Regions from separate parts of the Homo sapiens genome. Here region 2 is linked to region 1. Evidence: chromatin loops called from intact Hi-C (ENCODE). Cell type or tissue: IMR-90. All regions are shown on one strand. Each heading gives the region's core, and the rest is flanking DNA. Links, peaks and the distances in the headings are about the cores only.

Region 1 (10,982 bases), core at 1,844-9,843:
GAAAACCCCAGACAATGAACTCTAAGGCAGATGTGTGCATATCTTTATGGAAGTGTTAAGGTATTAGTATCTCAATGGCACTGGGCTGGGGCTGGGAGGATCAGTGCTATGACTCCCTTGCTCTCTTGTCTACCCAAAGTGAAGAGGGCAAAACCTCCACTCAACCTAGTATTCTTCTTCCTTCTTCTTCCTTCTTCCTTCTCCCTTCTCCCTCTTCCATCCTCCCGCCTCCCTCCTGCTGCTTCTTCTCCTCCTCCTCCTCCCCATTCTCCGCCTCCTCCTCTTCTTCTTCCTCTTCCTCTTTCTCTTCTTCTTCTTCTTCTTCTTCTTTCTTCTTTTTCCTTTCTTTTTGAGATAGGGTCTTGCTGTGTCGCCCAGGCTGGAGTGCAGTGGCACTATCTTGGCTCACTGCAACCTCCGCATCCCAGGTTCAAGAGATTCTCCCACCTCAGCCTCCAAAATAGCTGGGACTACAGGCATGCGCCACCATGCCCAGCTAATTTTTGTATTTTTTAGTAGAGACGAGGTTTCACCATTTGGCCAGGCTGATCTCAAATTCCTGACCTCAAATGATCTGCCCACCTCAGCCTCCCCAAGTGCTGGGATTACAGGCTTCCGCCACCATGCCCGGCTAATTTTTGTATTTTTAGTAGAGACGGAGTTTCACCATGTTGGTCAGGCTGGTCTTGAACTCCTGACCTTGTGATTCACCACCCTCGGTCTCTCAAAGTGCTGGAATTACAAGTGTTAGCGACTGCGCCCGGCTCTTTATCTCTTTTACAATTTATTTTATTTTATTTATTTTTCTTTTTTTGAGATGGAATCTCGCTTTGTCACCCAGGCTGGAGTGCAGTGGCATGATCTTGGCTCACTTCAACCTCCACCTCCTGGGTTCAAGCGGTTCTCCTGCCTCAGCCTGCTGAGTAGCTGGGATTACAGGTGCCTGCTACCACACCCCGCTAACTTTTGAATTTTAGTAGAGACGGGGTTTCATCATGTTGGCCAGACTGGTCTCGAACCCCTGACCTCAAGTGATCTGCCTGCCTCAGCCTCCCAAAGTGCTGGGATTATAGGCTGGAGCCAATGCACCCCGCCAATTTATTTTAAGTTGTTTTTATTAACTATAAGTTGTTTTATGTATGTGAGTAGAAACAAAATAATCTTTATTAATATTTATAAACTAGATAGAAGGTATAAGAAATATTGATACAATGAACACTTTTATACCACCACCTAATATAGGGAAAAAGATTACCAATACCTTCAACATTTCTTCTTTGCCATTATCACTTCCCATTCTCCTCTGTCCCCCTCGTAGGTAACTACTCTCCTGAATTTTATGTTTATCGTTCTCTAGCTTTTCTTTACAATTTTACTACATGCTTGTATCTTTCAATTGTGATATATGGTTTATACCTTCAGTAGCAATGTATGAACATATTGAGGAGTAATTTACATATACATTTCCGCCATTGTGAAGGCATAGTTCGATGATTTTTCGTACATTTATAGAGTTGTGCAACCATCACCACCATCTACTTTTAGAATATTTTCATCTCTCCAAAAAGATTCCTTGTGCTCATTCTCCATCATTCAAAAAGTACATTCCAGCTTCCAGCCTGATAGAGTTTTGGTAGATGGCATACCCAAGGTGCGGTTGAGGTGTCAGCTTGGAGGTGGCCCTCTACAAGGATGGAATGCCGTCTTGTACGACAATTAAAAGGATACATGGGTCCAGAAATCAAGCAGTGGAAGCAGAAGTGGACCCACTATAATTCTCATGGATCCACTGGAGGAATAAGAAGCCTGGCCATTTGGGCCCCAAATGAGACATGTCTGAACAGCCACATATACCCAGGCTAGACTGTGACCGCACTGCCTTCCAGCTTCTTTCTGCCCAATCCTGCTTCTTTCCCCTCTTAACACAAATGTAGGTCTTTAATAAATACCCCACTTGCCAAAAAAGAACACATTGTAGTGGGTATGAAAGATATCTCATTGTGATTTTAATTCGCATTTCCTGAAGAAAATTGATACTGAGCATTTTTCATGTCTTAATGACCATTCATATATCTTCTTTTTTGGAATGTCTTTTCAAATCTTTTGCCCATTTTTAAAGTTGTGCTACTTGTGTTTTTGTTGATTAGTAGGAATTCCTCATATATTTGGAATATGAGTCCTTTGTTAGAGATACACATATTGTGATATTTTTCTCAGTGTGTGGCCGGCCTCCTTGTTCATTTTATTAATGGCATAGTCTGATGAGCAGAAATTTAAATTTTCATTAATTCCATTTGTTAATTTTTTCTTTTATGATGACTGGCTTCTGTGTTCTAAGAAGTCTTTGTGTATCCCAAGTCTCAGAGATATTATTTTATGTTTTCTCTGGAAGATTTCTGGATCTAGCACTATGTTTAGCTTTATGATCTTCTAATACATTTTTGCATATGGAGTGAGGTAGGAGTTGAGATTCTTTGTTTTTAAATAGAACTAGGCAGTTATTCTGACACATTGTAACAAGCCTTTCCTCTCCTTTATTGAATTGGCTTGGCTAAAAATTAATTGACTGTGTGTGGGTCTATTTTTGGACCTTGTATTCTGCTCTCTTCACCTATTCTTACACCAAAATCATACTGATTTCATTGCTGTTACTTTATAGAAAGATTTGATATTAGTTTAAGTCTTCCAACTTTGTCTTTTTTGTTTTGGCTACTCTAGGTACTTTGCATTTCCATATATATTTTAGAACCAACTTGTCAATTCAAAAACTCCTCTTGGAATTTGGGATTGTGATTGATAGATCACTTTGGGGGCAAATGACATCTTAACAATATCAAGTTGTTTAATCCACAAACATGATATATTTCCATTTTAAAAGTCTTTTAAATTTCTCTCAGCAACTGTTTTGTAGTTTTCAGTACAGTGCTTTTGCTCCTTATTAATTAGAATCATACCTAGGTATTTGAGTTTATTAATTTTATTGCAAATGACAATTTAAAAACATTTTATTGCTTGTGCCTGTAATCCTAGCACTTTGGGAGGCCAAGGCAGGAGGATTGCTTGAGCCCAGGAGTTTGACACCAGCCTGGGCAATATGGCACGACCCCGTCTCTACAAAAAATAAAACTAAATAAAATTAGCCCAGCATGGCAGTATGCATCTGTGGTCCCAACTACTCAGGAGACTGAGGTGGGAGGATCACCTGAGCCAGGGAGGTCAAGGCTACAGTGATCCCTGTTTGTGCCACTGCACTTTAGCCTGGGTGACAGAGCAAGATCCTGTCTCAAAAAAAAAAAAAAAAGTTTTTATTTTCCATTTTTTGGTGGCTATTATGTAGAGCAATAATTGATTTTTTAAATATAATGACATTGTATCCTGTAAGATTCATAAATACAATTATTCTAATATATTTGTGAAGATTCCAGAGTATTGCATGAATATAACCACGTTGTCTGTGAATACAGCTTTACTTTTCAATTTCCAATATTTATGACTTTTACTTAGTTTTCTTGTCCTAGTACACTATCTACAGCTTAGTACAATGTTCAAGATATTATCTATTAACATTGTTATTGATCTCATAAGAAAAGCATTCAATGTTTCACAGTTATGTGGGATATTTTTAACTCTAGATATTAATAGATGCCTTCATCAGATTAAGAAAATTCTACTCATAGTTTTTTTGTGTGTGTGTGAGATGGAGTCTCACTCTGTCGCCCCGGCTGGAGTGCAGTGGCACGATCTAGGCTCACTGCAAGCTCCGCCTCCTGGGTTCACACCATTCTCCTGCCTCAGCCTCCCGAGTAGCTGGGACTACAGGCGTCCACCACCACACCCGGCTAATTTTTTGTATTTTTAGTAGAGACAGGGTTTCACCGTGTTAGCCAGGATAGTCTTGATCTCCTGACCTCGTGATCTGCCCACCTCGGCCTCCCAAAGTGCTGGGATTACAGGCGTGAGCCACTGCGCCCGGCCGGCCCCTCATAGTTTTTTTTTTTTTTAACTGTAATGGGTATTGAATTGGCCCAATGTTTTGTCTGAATTATATTATTTTTCTCCTTTATTCAATCAATGTTGTGAATTACATCGATCTTTTTCTCCCTTATTCTGTTAATTTTGTGAATTTCAGATTTTCTCAAAAATTTTTCAACTTGATTTGTTTTATTTTCCAAATGTTAATCAACTTTGCATTACTGTGATAAACACAACTTTGTCAGGTTATATTATACTTCTCTATACTGCTGTTTAATTTGCTAGTAGTTTAACAAGGGTTTAAAAAATCTCTTTAATTACGAGAAATATTGGTCTGTAACAATCTTTTCTAATATCTTTGTCAGTTTTTGATGTCAGGATTATTCTGACTTCATTAAATGAGTTGGAAAATATTTCCTTCTCTTTGACTTTCAGAGTTTGTTTAATACCAATTTATTATATCTTCCTTATATGTTTGATGAAATTCACTGGTAAAGCCACTTGGACTCAGAATTTTCTTTGTGGGAAAGTTGTTGACTATGAATTAAAATTACTTAATAGATGTAGGATGATTTAGATTTATAATTTCATGTATTTCATTTTTGTGATTTATCTTTTCCAAGGAGTTTGTCTGTTTTGTCTAAGTTGTCAATTTATTGACCTAAAGTTGTTCATAATATTTTGTATTGTTTTTTAATAGATATAGGATCTATAGTGATATGCCATATGTAATTTCTCATATTGGTAATATGCGTTTTCTGTTCTTTTTTTCTTTTTTTGGCTTATAAACATCAGAAATTTAATTTCTCATAGTTCTAGAAACAAAGTAGAGTCCAGGATCAATGTGCCATCAGATTGAGTGTCTGGTGAGGGCCCATTTTCTGGTTCATAGATGATCTCCTTTTTTTCTTGGCTAGTCTTCTTCAAAGGGTCTGTCAGTTTTATTAATCTTTTCAAAGAAAAGATTAATTGTCTATCTCATTTCTATATCATCGATTTTCTGTCTTCTTATTGTTTTCCATTTCCTGTTTACACTGAGTTTCATTTGCTCTTCTTTTTTTGTGTCTGAAGGTGGATGCTTAGATCTTTGATTTTGTGCCTTTTTTTCTTTATTAATCTAGGCATTTAAAGATCCAACTTCCCTTCTAATCTCCACTTCAACCATATCCTGCAAATTTTGATATGTGTTGCTTTTATTGTCATTCAGTTTGAAACACTTTCCAATTTCCCTGTGATTTCTTCATTGATCTATGAGTTATTTAAAAGTGTTTTATTTAATTTCCTAATATTTGGTGATTTTCTAGATATCTGTTATTACTTTTTAATTTAATTCCACTATAATAAAATAACTTGTATGATTTCAGTCTTTTAAAAATTTTTGAGACATGCTTTTCAGCCAAGTATATGGCCAATGGATATTCCTTGCTACCTGAAAAAAATGTGATTTCTGCTGTTAGATAGAGAGAGCTATAAATGTCAATTAGGTAAAATTGGTGGATAGTATTAATCAAATCTTCTGTATTCTTACAGGTGTGATGAGTTTGAAAACATATTATGAGGATATATTCTGTTTTGGAGTGGTTGGCTGGTGCAAGTTTATTTGCTGGGAACTTTGTTTTGTTGTAAACACTTAAGGCCATGTATGTCATAATGAGAGTCTGTAGAACTCAACAGGTGAACAGAGACAGCGTGGCTAAGATTATTTGACTTGTTTAATTCAACTAGTTGCTGTGGGCCCACTGTGTGCCTATCCTATTTCTGGGGAGCCCAAGGAGAGAGGATCAGCTTTCACTGGCAGACAGTCTACTGCCCTGTAATTAAGCATGCCTAGTGTCACTTTTCTTTAGAACTGAATATGCTCCGTGAGAGGGGATGTGCTCTGGTGCCTTAGGGAACTTGATTGCCTTGGCACGGAGCATGCCCAGTGGGTAGTACACTTGGAGGGGGACTGAGCATGCTCAGTGGGTTGCTCACCTGTGGACTGAGCATTCTCAGCAGGTAGTTCTCCTGAGTACTGAGCATGTGCAGTGGCTAGCTCAACCAGGGATTAAGTATTATGCATGCTGTTTTTAACTGCTCAGCTCTAATACTCAATGCTGCTGCCCTGTGTGACTGTTGGTGCCCAGAAGTTAAATCACAAAATGTCAGAGTTTTGAGTCATCAAAACCAAACCATTCATTGTACAGATGGGGAACCCACAGCTCAGAGAAGATTGAGGAATTGGTCAAGATCATACAATAAGTCATCGTCAGTGCAGGAATAAGTTGCTGTCCTCTCTCTTCTTCATGGCTTGGCCTACTGCAGTATTTCACTCTTTGGCTGGAACCTCAGGTAATCCACTATGGCAACTTTGCATGGGTGATCACATAAAGAGGATCAAGATGCAAAGATTTTTCTCCTCTGGCTTCTCTTTTCAGACATGCTTCTCCCTTTTCGGGATCCCTGGTAGGAGAAGAGGTGAAAAGAGTGGCGAAGGTCCACGGCCCACTTTGTTTCTTGGTAGCACTGGCTACTCAATGAGTTGTTTCCTTTAAGGACTGACTTATTTAGGGCTAAGGTCAGAGTTTAAGGAAAGCAGCAGAGGGGAACTCTACCCAAGGATTTGTGGTTTAATGGCCCCGAGCAATTGGGAAGGCAAGGAGGAGAGGAAAATCCTCCAGAAGGGAATGAGTAATTGTGTATAGAAATTATATTGAGCTTGTTGCGAAATGTTTGCAAACTGCCACGTATCGGCGGGTGAGCGTGCGTATGTGAGTGTTTTAGTTACAGCAGTTTATTTGGCCTATCTCTCAATGTGTCAGGAAGTGGTGTTGCCACAAGGGTCTGATGGTTTGTGTTTTCTGCTTAAGGAAAATGTAAATTATCTGGCCCATTAATATCTGGGTGCTCTAATCTGTTATTAGAGGAGAAAAGTAAAAATTCTGCACCAAGATGAATGTTTACTTTTAAGGTGATTAATAATGCTCAGCCACTGTGCATTCATCACTCTGCCAGCGGCTTCTGCAGGGAAAGCAGGAAGGAAACAGACTGGAAATACTGTGCACCGCTGCTCAGTGCTCACGCGAATGACACCTTCTGTCATCTCCCTCCTCCAGAACCTTCACTAGCTCCCTATTGCCTTCGTTATAAAGGTCGAACTTGTATCCCTCAGTGAACAGACCATATCCTGCCTGCCTACTGGAGCAACTATGATGTGCCTCTCCCTGCACTGTGGGGGAGGCAGGAGAAGAGGAAGAGGTGCTTCTTCCTAATGGAGAATTTTCTGTTCATTGGGGGGTGATAAGGAAAGCTCCTGGAGAAGCATCAGTGCCCAAGGTAAGTGAGAAATCAGGTGTTAGGCTGATGGGGCGGACTGCAAGAATCATCAGAGCCAAGAGAGGGAGAAGTCTGAGTTGGGTTGGGTTGTCAGGAAATGATTCCTGGAGGAGGTGGGCTGCAGCTGGGCCTTGGGAAATGAAAAATTTGTGGACAGCCCCAATCACAGGTACTGACCATTAAGCACCGACTTTATGCCAAGCACAGTGCTAGGAGCTTCTTGTATATAACTGTGACTCCGCCCCACAGCCCTGCAGGTGGGTATTGTTATCTTGTCTTTGTGGATGAGAAAAACAGGCTCAGACAGCTGAAGACACCTACCTGGTGTCACACAGTGAGTGAGGGGCAGAGCCAGGGTGAACAGGCCAGATTGGGAGGCTCTGAAGGCCGTGAGTCTGAATTCAGTGCTTCTCTCACCATTCTAAGCAGGAGGAACTCTCAGGAAGCAAACGACCTGGACAGAGTGTGTAATAGTAAGTGTGTAGGGTAAGGTACCACATGGGCAGAGGCTGGCCTGCCTGGAAGAAAGGAACCTGGAAGGATGACCCCCTGAAAAGTTATAGCTGGTCCCATCTCAATCTAGATGTAGAGATTCTTCCTTTTTCTGTTTTAATTAAGCTACCTTGTTTCTGGGGGTTAAGAGTTGTTCCTGCCAGAATCTAGTGTGCCCCTCTACTGGGTGCTCCTTCTGCTGGTTTCAAAGCCACCCCTGATTGCGAGTTGCTCCAGGGAGCTTACACTGACCAAAGGGAAGGAGTCTGCCTACAGAACAGTACTAAGAGGCTTCTGCCTTGAGAGCAAACCCTTTATTATGGATAGACCTGCAGATTGCATGTTTTTATAATTTCCCAGAAAGTAAATTTTACGCTCTGCTAAGATCTAAATGAACTGGTGCAAATGCCTGGACTTCCTTCTGCCTCTGGCGAGGTGAGGTCTGCAGGGCTGGAGAATGTGCACGTGGGTCTGAGAGCGAGCTCTGCTCCGGAAGGGGCGAGGGCAGAGCAGTACGTGCGGGACGGAAAATAACTTCTTTTCACCCAGGGTCCTTACGATGATGTCTTTGCTCCTAGGATGAAGGGTATTATTTCTCAATGGGGATCACTTTTGGGAACCTCTGAGCTGGTAAAGGGGCTAATACGAAGGCTTCCATTTGGGCATATGAGAAAGCTTCATCAGGGAGGAGGCATGACCTCGTTGGAAGATCAAAAACTACATCTATAGTTAAAGGGAGATTCTGTCTGGAGTGACTGGGATGAGACATTGTGAGGTCTGGAGATGTGCAGTGGCTGGAACCTGGGGCGTGTGGGGGCAGAGAGAGTACTGAGACCTGGCTGAGGGGTAGGCAGGGCCCCATCATAGAGGCCTTGAATGTAGTCCAAAGGATTTGTCATTTTCCCCCTAGTTTTTTTTTTAACTTTTATTTTCTGAATTATAAAAGTAATACATATTTATCATGGAAAAAAGTTAAAACTTCAGAAACATCTGATAAAATAGAAACTTAGAAGCCTATTATTTCACCATCTAGAATCACTGTTGTTAGCATTTTTGTTTCCTTTGTTATTTTTTCTATAAATTGTTTAGATTCTGAAGGTCGTATTACATATACAATTTTACATGCTTCTCTTTCAGGGTTTTTTTTTTTTTTTTTTTTTTTTTAGATGGAGTCTTGCTCTGTCACCCAGGCTGGAGTGCAGTGGTGCGATCTCATCTCACTGCAAGCTCCACCTCCCGGGGTTCACGCCATTCTCCTGCCTCAGCCTCCCGAGTATCTGGGACTACAGGCGCCCCCCACCACGGGCGGCTAATTTTTTTTTTTTTTTTTGTATTTTTAGTAGAGACGGGGTTTCACTGTGTTAGCCAGGATGGTCCCGATCTCCTGACCTCGTGATCCACCCGCCTTGGCCTCCCAAAGTGCTGGAATTACAGGCGTGAGCCACTGCACCCTGACCCCCCTCTCCCCCCTTTTTTTTTCTGAGACGGAGTCTCACTCTGTCACCCAGGCCGGAGTGCATTGGTGCAATTCTCCTGCCTCAGCCTCCCGAGTAGCCTGTACTACAGGTGCATGGTGCCACACCCGGCTTATTTTTTATATTTTAGTAGAGACGGGGCTTCACCGTGTTGCCCAGGCTGGTCTTGAACTCCTGAGCTCAGGCAATCTGCCCTCGTTGACCTCCCAAAGTGCTAGGATTACAGGTGTGAGCCACCCCGCCCGGCTTACATGGGGCTTTTCTTATACTTACCAAAGTGTTCTATGCATTTCTTCATATTATCAACAGTTTAAACTACTTTTACTCCAACGATGTGCCATAAGAAGATGCTCTCCAAGCCTGATATTCCCCCCTTTTTGCTTCATTCTCTTAGACAGTGGTTGTCATCCTTGGCTGCATATTAGAATCATCTGAGGAGCTTTAAAAATTCCTAGTGCCCAGGATGTACCCAGACCAATTAAATCAGAAACCCACACATCAATGCTTTTTAAGGATTCCTCAGGAGATTCTAACATGCCGCTGAGGCTGAGAACCACGGAGTAGGGCTCAAACACTCCTTTCCGTGCTGGCCATGTTGGCCAATGAAGTTTCTCACCTCTCGTGTGGCCAAGGTTATCAGATTCATCATGCCTGGATGGACTTAGCCTAACCAGGAACATCAGTTGTCTGGGGGAATCTAGTGGCAGAAAAAGAAGGAGGCAAATAAAATCATGATAAATAATACCACAGCCACACAGCCACCACTACCACCAACCTTCAGTAAACCCCAAAGTTGTGCTTGTCTGGTTGTCTCTTGTTTTTATTCATTGAAGATTTTTTTTTTTTTTTTTTGACAGAGTCTCACACTGTCGCCTGGGCTGGAGTGCAATGGCGTGATCTCAGCTCACTGCAACCTCCGCCTGCCGGGTTCAAGCCATTCTCCTGCCTCAGCCTCCCGAGTAGCTGGGATTACAGGTGCACACCACCACACCTGGCTAATTTTTTGTATTTTTAGTAGAGATGGGGTTTCACTATGTTGGCCAGGCTGGTCTCGAACTCCTGACCTCGTGATCCACCACCTCAGCCTCCCAAAGTGCATCAGAGATTTTTATCTTCACTGGGAACCGCTCTTCTTGCATCCTATGGCATTCTGGTGGGACTATCAATCTCAGTGCTTCCTGTACAACCTGGCTACAGGGCTATTTCAATTCTGCCCACAGGGATTGGGCCAAAGGATAGACATGTGACTCAGGCAGGACCAATCAGATTTCTCCCATATTGAGTTGCCGGGTAAAATACAGCCCACCCAATTAACTGAATTTTAGATAAACCACAATATTAAGTGAAGCTGCTTGTGGCCAACTTTGCTGGATATATCCATTTACAGTTGGAGAGAATGAGGGTGATCTATAAAAGGAGCTGAGATGTAAGCAGGGTGAACAGCAAACGGGTCTTGAGAACACTGTTTGAGTCTCTGACCCTGGTCAACTCTAGGTCCGGACGTCCCAATGCTATGAGCCAGTAAATTTCCTTTCCTGACTAAAGTCTTTTGAGATGAATTTGCGTTACCTACAAACGACTCCTAAAAGTGGCAGAAATTGGTACTTGGAATTGGCATTGCTGAGCTGAAGAGGAATGAGGCACAGGGGAATACCTCAGTTTGTAGCTGGGAAGCCCTTGTTATCAGTAGCTATGCAGCTGGTTAAATTGTTACTGTGTGCTTACTGA
Region 2 (9,513 bases), core at 9-8,008, 55 kb before region 1:
ATCGTGGTGTCACTTTTTAAAATTTAAAATTAATTTTTGAAATCAAAGTCAGACACACCCATGGTAAAAAAAAAAAAAAAAACAATCCCAAGGGTACAGAAGAGCTTATGAATAAAAGTAGTTTTCTCCTCTACCCCTCTCATTCCTTCCGTGCCATGGTTTTAATTGACCCTGTTTTTAATTCTTCTGGTAGTTTTCTCTATTTCCAAGTAATCTGTTTAAATCAGTTTCTAGATTTTACCCCATGTCAATGACAAATGAGGATTTGATGCTCTGATCCTTTCTCATGCCTGATACCCCTCCCTGTCTCCCCATTTTGGATAGTTACATTTGGGGGTCATCTCGGTGATTTTTGTAACTTTACGCAGGACACTTAGAGCTCTCTAGAATCCCACTGACTTTAGTGGGTCTTGATGTAGGGTGGGCAAGCCCCGACACTGGAGCTTAGCCTGAGAGGGTTCTTGGCCTCCCCCAGGAAAGATTTCAAAGGCAAGCGCCAGTGGTAGGGTAGAAGAAAACAGCTGTGGTCGGGCACGGTGGCTCACGCCTATAATCCCAGCACTTTGGGAGGCCGAGGCGGGTGGATCACCTGAGGTCAGGAGTTCCAGACCAGCCTGGCCAACATGGTGAAACCTCATCTCTACTAAAAATACAAAAAAACTAGCTGGGCGTGGTGGCGGGCGCCTATAATCCCAGCTACTTGGGAGGCTGAGGCAGGAGAATTGATTGAACCTGGGAGGCGGAGGTTGCAGTGAGCCAAGATCACGTCATTGCACTCCAGCCTGGTCAACAAGAGTAAAACTTCATCTCAAAAAACAAAACAAAACAAAAACAACAACAAAAAACAAAAGAAAAACAAACAAAACCAAAACCAAAACAGCTGTATTGAAGCTGCAGTGTTGCAGCTCTGTGACTGCCCTGCAGAGCAGGGCTACCCCATAGGCAGCGAGCAGCAGCTCAGGGCAGTTCTGCAGTCAGATTTATACCCACTTTTAATTACATGTAGATTAAGGAGCTGCATATACAAAGATTTCTAGGGAAGGAGTAGTAACTTCTGGGTCCTGGGGTCTTTGCCACGGAACAGGGCAGTATGCCAGGGTGTTGCCACGGCAATGGTAAACTGACATGGCACCCTGGGGGTCATGCCTTAGGGAAAGCCGCTTCCACTCGCCCCTGTTTTAGCTCATCTTCAAGTTAGTCTGGTGTCCAAGCTCCACCGCCTGCCTCAGTCTGGTGACCTCCTTCTGTGTCTGATGAGCATGGCAGCGTTGGGACCTTCCCCTTCCAACTCTCTCCCTCCTCTTCGTCCTCCCTAAAGGACGGGTACGAGGAGGGGCTATCACGCCAGCGACATCCTCTAGCACCACCCAGGTGTGTGGGGTGGGGCAGGGGGGCGACGAAGTATCCAGCCCAGGGCCACGTAGTCAACTGCCAAGGGCTTCCTGGGCTTCTCTTCTGCCCCAGAGCTTGTCTCCACCCAGCAGGGGTTCCCCCAGCGCTAACTGTATCCCTAAAGTTCTGATGTACTTTACTTTTCCATCTTCCTTGTTGTTAACATCTACCTTCTGCTCTGTAAGCAAAACTAAATCTTCTGTGCTTTGTCCATAGGTTGATTCTACAATCTGAAAATCAATAAACAGCATTTGCATGATTGTGGCTGTGTAGGTGTGTTTCCCCACAGGGCCCAGCGCAATGCTTCCACTGCATTGCTTTCTCTGTGGTTCCAATTTCGTGACCCCTGGGACACCAGAATGAGGATATTTCTGGCATCTGGAGTGATAATGTACATTTTAACATGGCAGTGTTTTATGTTTTTCTTCTCTTCTCCTCTTCCTTTTTTCTTTTTCATTTTTTTTTTGAGATGGAGTCTCACTCTGTTGCCCAGGCTGGAATGCACTGGCTTGATCTCGGCTCACTGCAACCTCCAACCTCCACCTCCCAGGTTCAAGCAATTCTCGTGCCTCAGCCTCCTGAGTAGCTGGGATTACAGGTGTGTGCCACTGTGCCTGGCTAATTTTTTGTATTTTTAGTAGAGACGGGGTTTCACCATGTTGGCCAGCTGCTCTCGAACTCCTGACCTCTGGTGATCTGCCCACCTCGGCCTCCCAAAGTGTTGGGATTACAGGCGTGAGCCACCGCGCCCGGCCTCTTCTTCCTTTTTTCTTGCAGTACTAGAAGGTTTGATGTGTAAGCCTTCCCACCCTTGAAGAAAAGGGGTTTCAATTTTTGGATGATTAGGCTCAGTAGTCCAGTGGGCCATAGTATGAAGGAACCACGTGAGAGAGGAGATTTTAGAAGAGGTCAGAGGAAGGGGATGTTATGGCCTGCAGAGGGAGCAAGGCAGGTGTGTCCTGAGGCCAAAGCGAGTGCCTCGAACTGCAGAAGGTGGAACAGGGAGGGAGGCTGGGGCCAGAGAGCCAAGGGGACCTTCACTGCTGCCTCCTGGCAGCGCTGCCTACGGGGAAAGGCCTGGATGTTGTCTGGGCAGCCAGAGTCGAGTGTGGCTCAGAAACAGATGAGGGGCCTGGCAAGGGGCATTACTTCGGGGCCAGGGACTGTGGCTCGCAGACTTCCCAGTCTCCTTTGCCCTGTCCATTGTCTGAATGTAGCTATCCTACCAGCTACCCTTTCTTTTGGGGACAACGAGCAGCGAGGGTGCCCCCCTCATTTGTGGTGAGAACGTGGCCTGTGGGCTCCCTGGCTGGACAGAGGCCCGAATGCAGCCTATGCTCGGGCTTGGTCCTGTCCGGCTCATCCCGTGTGGACAGCTCCCCTTCTGATGCCTCTGGATGTCTGAAAACAGGAAAAAGGGGATAGGGACCAGGAAGCCCATAGCATGTGGTGGAGATACCCTGGAGAGAGGGTGCACAGGGACCCTTGTCCTATTGTTACAATCCTCTGAAGGCAGAGGCTGGGCCAGTAGAACCACTGTTCAGAAACTGCCGCATCCCACACCCCATCTTCCTAGTGCAGAGGAGGCGGGAGGCAGACATGGGGAGAGATGCAGGCAGCCTCCCATCCAGGGCTCTGGTTGCTGCATGGGCTTCCTTCTGCTCCCTGAAAACCAACCTAAAGGAAGGGCGTGGCTGGTCAGGTCTGGGCGGGCAGTTGCAATAGTTTGCAGGGCCTCTCTTCCAAGGGCTTCTTTCCCGGAGATCCAGCCGGAAGGCTTTGTTTTCAAGTTGCCAGCAGGTGGCAGCAGAGACCAAGCAGACGGGTCCCCAGGGTAGGAGATGGCCGCTTTGGGCTCCGGATGTGGCGGTTCTCCATCAGCCCTGACCATCCCTGACGCTGCAGGTCACAAGGTCAGGCAAGCTGATGACAGGAAAGGAGGCATTTAGAACTATGGAATGAGGCTGCCAGCAAACTAGGTCCTTGGAGGCAACTCAGTCCCAACCCCTTGTACAGATGGGGAAACTGAGGCTTAGAGAGGGGCAGTAGCTCCAGGATTAGCATCAGGTTTCCAGGAGTCTGGGCTGGGGCTTTCTTTTCTTTTCTTTTCTTTTCTTTTCTTTTCTTTTCTTTTCTTTTCTTTTTTTTCTTTTCTTTTCTTTTCTATACTGTGCTGCCTCCTTCACTGGATGCTTCGTATGTGGGTATGATGCATTTTTTTTTAAAAAAGGAGAGAATGTGAAACTTCTATCAGGCAGCAACCTGCGGCAATGCCAATAGCCTTTGTTTGGGAGCAGTTGGAAGGGTCAGCACGAAACGACCTTGTGTGGGTTTTGAAGCCCCCTTTGGCCTGGCACGTCCTCAGGAATCATTACTAGTTAACCAAACCAAGGCATTTGCTCCCAGGCAGGAGCCACCATACTGACCTCTGGAGTTGACAGACACCCTGAGACCAGGGAGTCCTTTGGGTCAGCAGTAAGGGGCTGAGTGGCCCGAGGGACACCCCCTTCCTCGGGTATTGTGCAGGGGCAATAGTTTCCCATGGTGGATGCAGCAAATTACCACAAACTTAATGGCTTAAAACAACACACACGTATTCTCTTATAGTTCCAGAGGTCAGGGATTCTAAAACGGGTTGGCAGGCAGGGCTGTGTTCTTTCCAGAGGCCGGAGGAGAGAGTCCATTTTCTTTCCTGCCTATTTCAGCTTTTAGAGGCTGCCTGTATTCCTTGCCTTGTGGCCCCTTCAAAGGCAGCAATGGAGCATCTTCCACTCTGCGTCCCTCTGCTTCCGTCACCATGAGGCTTCTGCGGGTCCCTGACCCTCCTGTCTCCCTCTTATAAGGACCCTTGTGCTTACATTGCCCCCACCTGCCAGGTAATCCAGGCTCACCTCCCCACCTCAAGGCCCTTAATGTAATAATCACAGCTGCAAAATTCCTTTGCCTTAGAAAGTAACCTGCTGGGCGCGGTGGCTCACGCCTGTAATCCCAGCACTTTGGGAGGCTTAGGTGGGTGGATCTCTTGAGGTCAGGAAATCGAGACCAGCCTGACCAACATGGTGAAACCCTGTCTCTACTAAAAATACAAAAATTAGCTGGGGGTGGTGGCACGTGCCTGTAAATCCAGCTACTGGGGAGGCTGAGGCAGGAGAATTGCTTGAACCCGGGAGGCGGAGGTTGCAGTGAGTCGAGATTGTGCCATTGCACTCCAGCCTGGGTGAAGAAGCAAGACTCCGTCTCAAAAAAAAAAAAAAAAAAGTAACCTATCCACAGGCTCTGGGGATTCAAATGTGGGCATCTTTCAGGGGGTTCATTATACTGCCGCTTAGTCTCTGTGGGTCTCCGATCTGTCCTCTGCCTCGCTGGTGGGTGCCCTAGAGGCTCAGCCTACATATGTCCCGGCTCCCGTGCCCTCTGCCTTCCCGTTGGGTTTGGCCGGCAGGAGGCAGCAGCAGGAGACCTGCTTGCGGGAGGAGGGCACTGGGCTGTTTGCTTTTCTGATTCCCTCCTCGCTGGGCTGCAGTCTGGCAGGGGTTGCGCTCTTTACCTGTGGTCACAGCAGGTGTCCCCGGCCACGGCTCTCACTGGTCTCCAAGCAGTGCCTCCCCAGGTCCTGCAGCCTCAGCACAGCAATGGCTTCCCACCCCTGCTCGTTCTTGCTAGCTCCCCCCATTCCTTACTGGCTTCTCAATCCCTCCCGCATCTTCATTCTGCTTCTGTGGCTACTCTGTTTGCATAAGCCACCTGTTGGCTGCCAAGACCCTGCCTGAGCAGGTATCACATCTCCACCAGGATGCAGGGAGCAGAGGAGAGCCGAGGAGGCTGAGAACACACACAGTGTCTCCAGCTCCTCAGGGGTGTGGGCAGAATTTGAACTTAAGCCCAGATGCCACAAATGGGTATTAGAGCTGGCATTTTCCAGCCCCTGGGACACGGCTGCCTCCCACAGCCTCAGTTGATGCCCTCCATGGCAGGGCCACCTGCTGGGAGAAGGTCTAACCAGAAGTGACATCTAAGGGCCTGGCCTGCATCTGGAGTTGCAAACGTGGCAAAGGAATACAGCACAGGTGCAGGTGTTGCTTGTCCTGGGGCCAAGGCGCCTCCCTGTCTGTGAGAAATGGCCAGGCAACCTCAGTCAGATTTTTTTTTTCTTTTTTAAAAAATTTTACTTTAAATTCTGGGATACATGTGCAGAATGTGCAGGTTTGTTACACAGGTATACATTACATGTGCCGTGGTAGTTTGCTGCTCCTATCAACCTGTCATTTAGGTTTTAAGGCCCGCATGCATTAGGTATTTCTCCTAATGCTCTCCCACCCCTTTCCCCCCATCCCCTGACAGGCCCTGATATGTGATGTTCCCCTCCCTGTGTCCATGTATTCTCATTTTACTTTCTCTCTTTCTTTTTTATTTTTTTGGAAACGGAGTCTCACTCTGTTGCCAGGCGGGAGTGCAGTGGCGTAATCCCGGCTCACTGCAACCTCCGCCTCCCGGGTTCAAGTGATTCTCCTGCCTCAGCCTCCTGAGTAGCTGAGATTATAGGCACGTGCCACCATGCCCGGCTAATTTTTATATTTTTAGTAGAGACAGGGTTTCACCATGTTGGCCAGGATGGTCTTGATCTCTTGATCTTGTGATCCACCCGCCTTGGCCTCCCAAAGCGCTGGGATTACAAGTGTGAGCCACCACGCCCAGCCCATGTATTCTCATTTTTCAACTCCCACTTATAAGTGAGAACATTCAGTGTTTGGTTTTCTGTTCCTGTGTTAGTTTGCTGAGAATGATGTTTTCCAGCTTCATTCATGTCCCTGCGAAGGATATGAACTCATTTTTTATGGCTGCATAGTATTCCATGGTGTGTATGTGCCACATTTCCTTCATCTAGTCTAGATGGGCATTTGGGCCGGCTCCAAGTCTTTGCTATTGTAAATAGTGCTGCAATAAACCTAAGTGTGCATGTGTCTTTATAGTAGAGTGATTGATAATCCTTTGGGTATATACCCAGTAATGGGATTGCTGGGTCATCAGTCATATTTAACTTAGCAAACAGTTCAACTTTCACCAGTGTGGCTCTGCAGGAGGCTTGGTGCAAGCCCTGGGAAGTAACAGCAGCACCTCTTTGTGAGTGCCACCTCCCCACCTCAAGTGGTCATCATTGGCTCCATTTGGCAAAGGAGTCTCAGCTTAGGGAGGAATATGGGCTGCCTGGCTCACAGCTGCAAGTGGCTGAGCCCAGAGTTGATGCACATGAGTTGGATGCAAGCTTGGGATCCTTCCACCTGTAGATCACCAATAAGTGATGAGATTGAAGATGACTTGAACTAACTAGATCGGAGCATGGCGCTCTAGTTAGATCTAGTTTTTCTTACAGGGGGTTGGGGGGAACTCAAGGAAACCCTTTCCTCAGGGCTTTATTTTTTTTAAATTTTATTTTATTATTATTATTTTTTGAGATGGAGTTTCGCTCTTGTTGCCCAGGCTGGAGTGCAATGGTGCCGTCTTGGCTCACTGCAACCTCCGCCTCCCGGGTTCAAGCGATTCTCCTGCCTCAGCCTCCAGAGTAGCTGGGATTACAGGCATGCACCACCACGCCCGGCTAACTTTGTATTTTTAGTAGAGATGGGGTTTCTCCATGCTGGTCAGGCTGGTCTTGAACACCTGACCTTAGATGATCCACCTACCTCGGCTTCCCAAAGTGCTGGGATTACAGGCATGAGCTACCACGCCTGGCCAGGGCTTTATTTTTCACCATGGTAAATTTACTAATGAAGACCTGAGCAAAATGTGGATTAACCAGGTAATTTTTTTTTTTTTTTTTTCTGAGATGAAATCTCACTCTGTTGCCCAGGCTGGAGTGCGGTGGTGCGATCTCGGCTTACTGCAACCTCCACCTCCCGGGTTCAAATGATTCTCCTGCCTCAGCCTCCCGAGTAGCTGGGACTACAGGTGTGTGACACCACGCCCAGCTAATTTTTGTATTTTTAGTAGAGACGGGGTTTCACCATGTTGGCCAGGCTGGTCTCAGTCTCTTGACCTCATGATCTGCCTGCCATGGCCTCCCAAAGTGCTGGGATTACAGGCGTGAGCCACCGTGCCCGGCCAATGGTGTGTCTTAACAGTGGAGAGGGGAGGTTCCACAGCCACCACAGGGCGTGGTGTTTGTGTGGAAGAGCAGCTGGGGACCAGGTGACAAGATGTCTTTGTGATGCAGAACACAAGTCTGTTGTAGTGTTGCTCTGAGAGTCTCTCTCGGACGCCATCTGCCTCCACGTCACAGGCCACTCTCGTGCTGCTTGAGCTGCACGGTGAGTAAACTACTTTCAGTTTCCTGCAAGGCCATTGTTTCTATAGGGTCTCAACAATAGTTTAGGGTGGAGGGAGCTTAGGATGGAGGGGCTGCCTGAGGCTTACCCGTGTCCCGATTTCCCCCCAGTAACAGCTCCTCACCATGTCAGCTGCCTGTGAGGACGCTGTGGCAGTCCAGGTGTGGTTGCTTTGACAGCTGACATCTGCATGCGGGTTTTTAATCTTCCTCCCTGGGCTTGCCAAGTTTTGTACCTGGAGCGTCTGTCTTGAATTTCACCTTGATGGAACGGTCCATGAGTGAGGCGTCATCTTGACCACCTCTGAGCGCTCGGGATAGGCGGCTGCTCCTTGCTCAGCCTCTTTCTCCATTCCTCTCCCGCTTGAGGTTTTAATGGAAAGGTTAGGTAAACTAGCATTCTTATTTATGGTGGTTTCAAGTCTACAGAGTTCCTGGCCTAATTACAATTGCTCCATTACTTCAGGTATCCTCATCAGTGCGAGAATCTGATGAACAAAGAATCTCGCCTTTCCTCTTGCCACCCATCATTTGAAGATGTAGTGGAGCATTTGTCTTTTCTCAGCAGTCTCGGGGCTGGCAGCTCTTACTGAGTGTGACAGTCTCTGGAGGACAGAGGATTTTGCCTGCTTTGTTCACTGCTGTATCCTCAGTGGCTAGAATTATGCCCGACCCATTCCGGGGGCTCAGAAATACTGGCTCAATGAGTCCATTTCTTTCTGAAAAACATGCCTCTATTCTTACAAGGGTAAGGGCCTTCAGAAAACGTTTAGTTCAACATCTTATAGCGCAGATGGGGAAACTAATAGGTTTCTTTGCTAATGGCAGCTTCAGCCGTAGGCTGGTCTTCCTCCAGCTAGATGAGATTGATGAAGATCTCCAATCAGTTATCCCTCCTTCTTGACAGCATTCCACCCAGAGCAAAGCCCTGCTTCCTTACCCTCTCTCCCAGGCCGTATAACATTGGCCCAATCCTATGATAGGTTCTTTCTAGCACTCTCTTACTGGGACACCCGCAGTTGCCATGATGTGTGTGCAAGGGCCCATGAGCCCAGTGGGTTCAACCAGAGGTGTGGTCCTGATGGTCTTTGTCTGAGGGTCATTAATCATCGTCTTGGTGTGTTGAAGAAAGCCACAGCCACCATTGTTCCCACCATCGCAGGTGTGATGAGGGCTCTGCGGAAGGCCCAGGGCACTGGGGGAGCATGGAATGGGCCCGCCCCAGCCTGAGCACTGGGATGGCCTCTCTGGGAAATGGATTGATTGGAAGTGACGGAAGCAAAGGGCAGGATGCTTGTGGCAAGGAGGCTCGTGGCTGCAAAGGCCGAGGTGGCATCATGAGGATTCTGGTTGCTTTCTTGAGAGCAATGGGAAACCAGGGCAGGCTTTTAGCTGGAGAGTGGCCTGGTCAGACCTGTATTCACAGAAGTTGACTTGCCATTGTGGGGAGTGGGCGAGGGGGAGAGGAGGGGAAAGCAGAGACCACAGAGGAGGCTGTTAAGGTGAGGATGAGGAGGGTGACCTGAACCTGGACAGTAAGCACAGCCTGGGGGCTTTGGGGCCCACACCTCCTCCAGGGTAAGGTGAGGGGGCCATGGCAGCTGCTAACCCCTTTGAGTGACCCGGGCAAATAGGGAGGGCCCTTAGGGGGGCTGCCAGGCGAAGAAGGGGATGGAGAACTGATTCTGTGTCACTGGCAAGGGGTGGAGGCACTGCCGGGTGAGGAGCTGGCACTGTTTTCCCTGTGAATCCCCTGCAGGCAGGGAGCAGAGTGGGGCCGTATGCAGCGGGACAAACCA

The links. A loop is a pair of places that touch in the nucleus more often than their neighbours do. Peaks named below come from ENCODE experiments on the same cell type or tissue, not always from the same donor. Only the 100,000 strongest peaks of a DNase experiment are listed, where the experiment ranks them.
Region 2: a loop joins it to region 1, with 4 times the contacts of the local background. A loop is called at or near these places in 2 of 110 quality-filtered maps.

Annotation. Positions count from the first base shown.
Region 1 is chr17:6,361,457-6,372,438 of GRCh38, reverse strand. All of the region lies in intron 2 of LOC105371509 (a long non-coding RNA gene), which reads left to right. Among named protein-coding and RNA genes, the nearest start is that of AIPL1, 68 kb to the left of the region's middle. In IMR-90, for the core only: no CTCF peak of the experiment used is centred there; a DNase peak (open chromatin) is centred at 6,708; H3K27ac peaks cover 1,674 bases; H3K27me3 peaks cover 142 bases.
Region 2 is chr17:6,415,877-6,425,389 of GRCh38, reverse strand. AIPL1 (AIP like 1 HSP90 co-chaperone) reads left to right here. Exons shown (of 6, transcript NM_014336.5): 6 at 1-1,652. Among named protein-coding and RNA genes, the nearest start is that of AIPL1, 14 kb to the left of the region's middle. In IMR-90, for the core only: CTCF peaks have their summits at 3,198 (motif pointing right) and 4,829 (motif pointing right); a DNase peak (open chromatin) is centred at 3,239; H3K27me3 peaks cover 1,395 bases.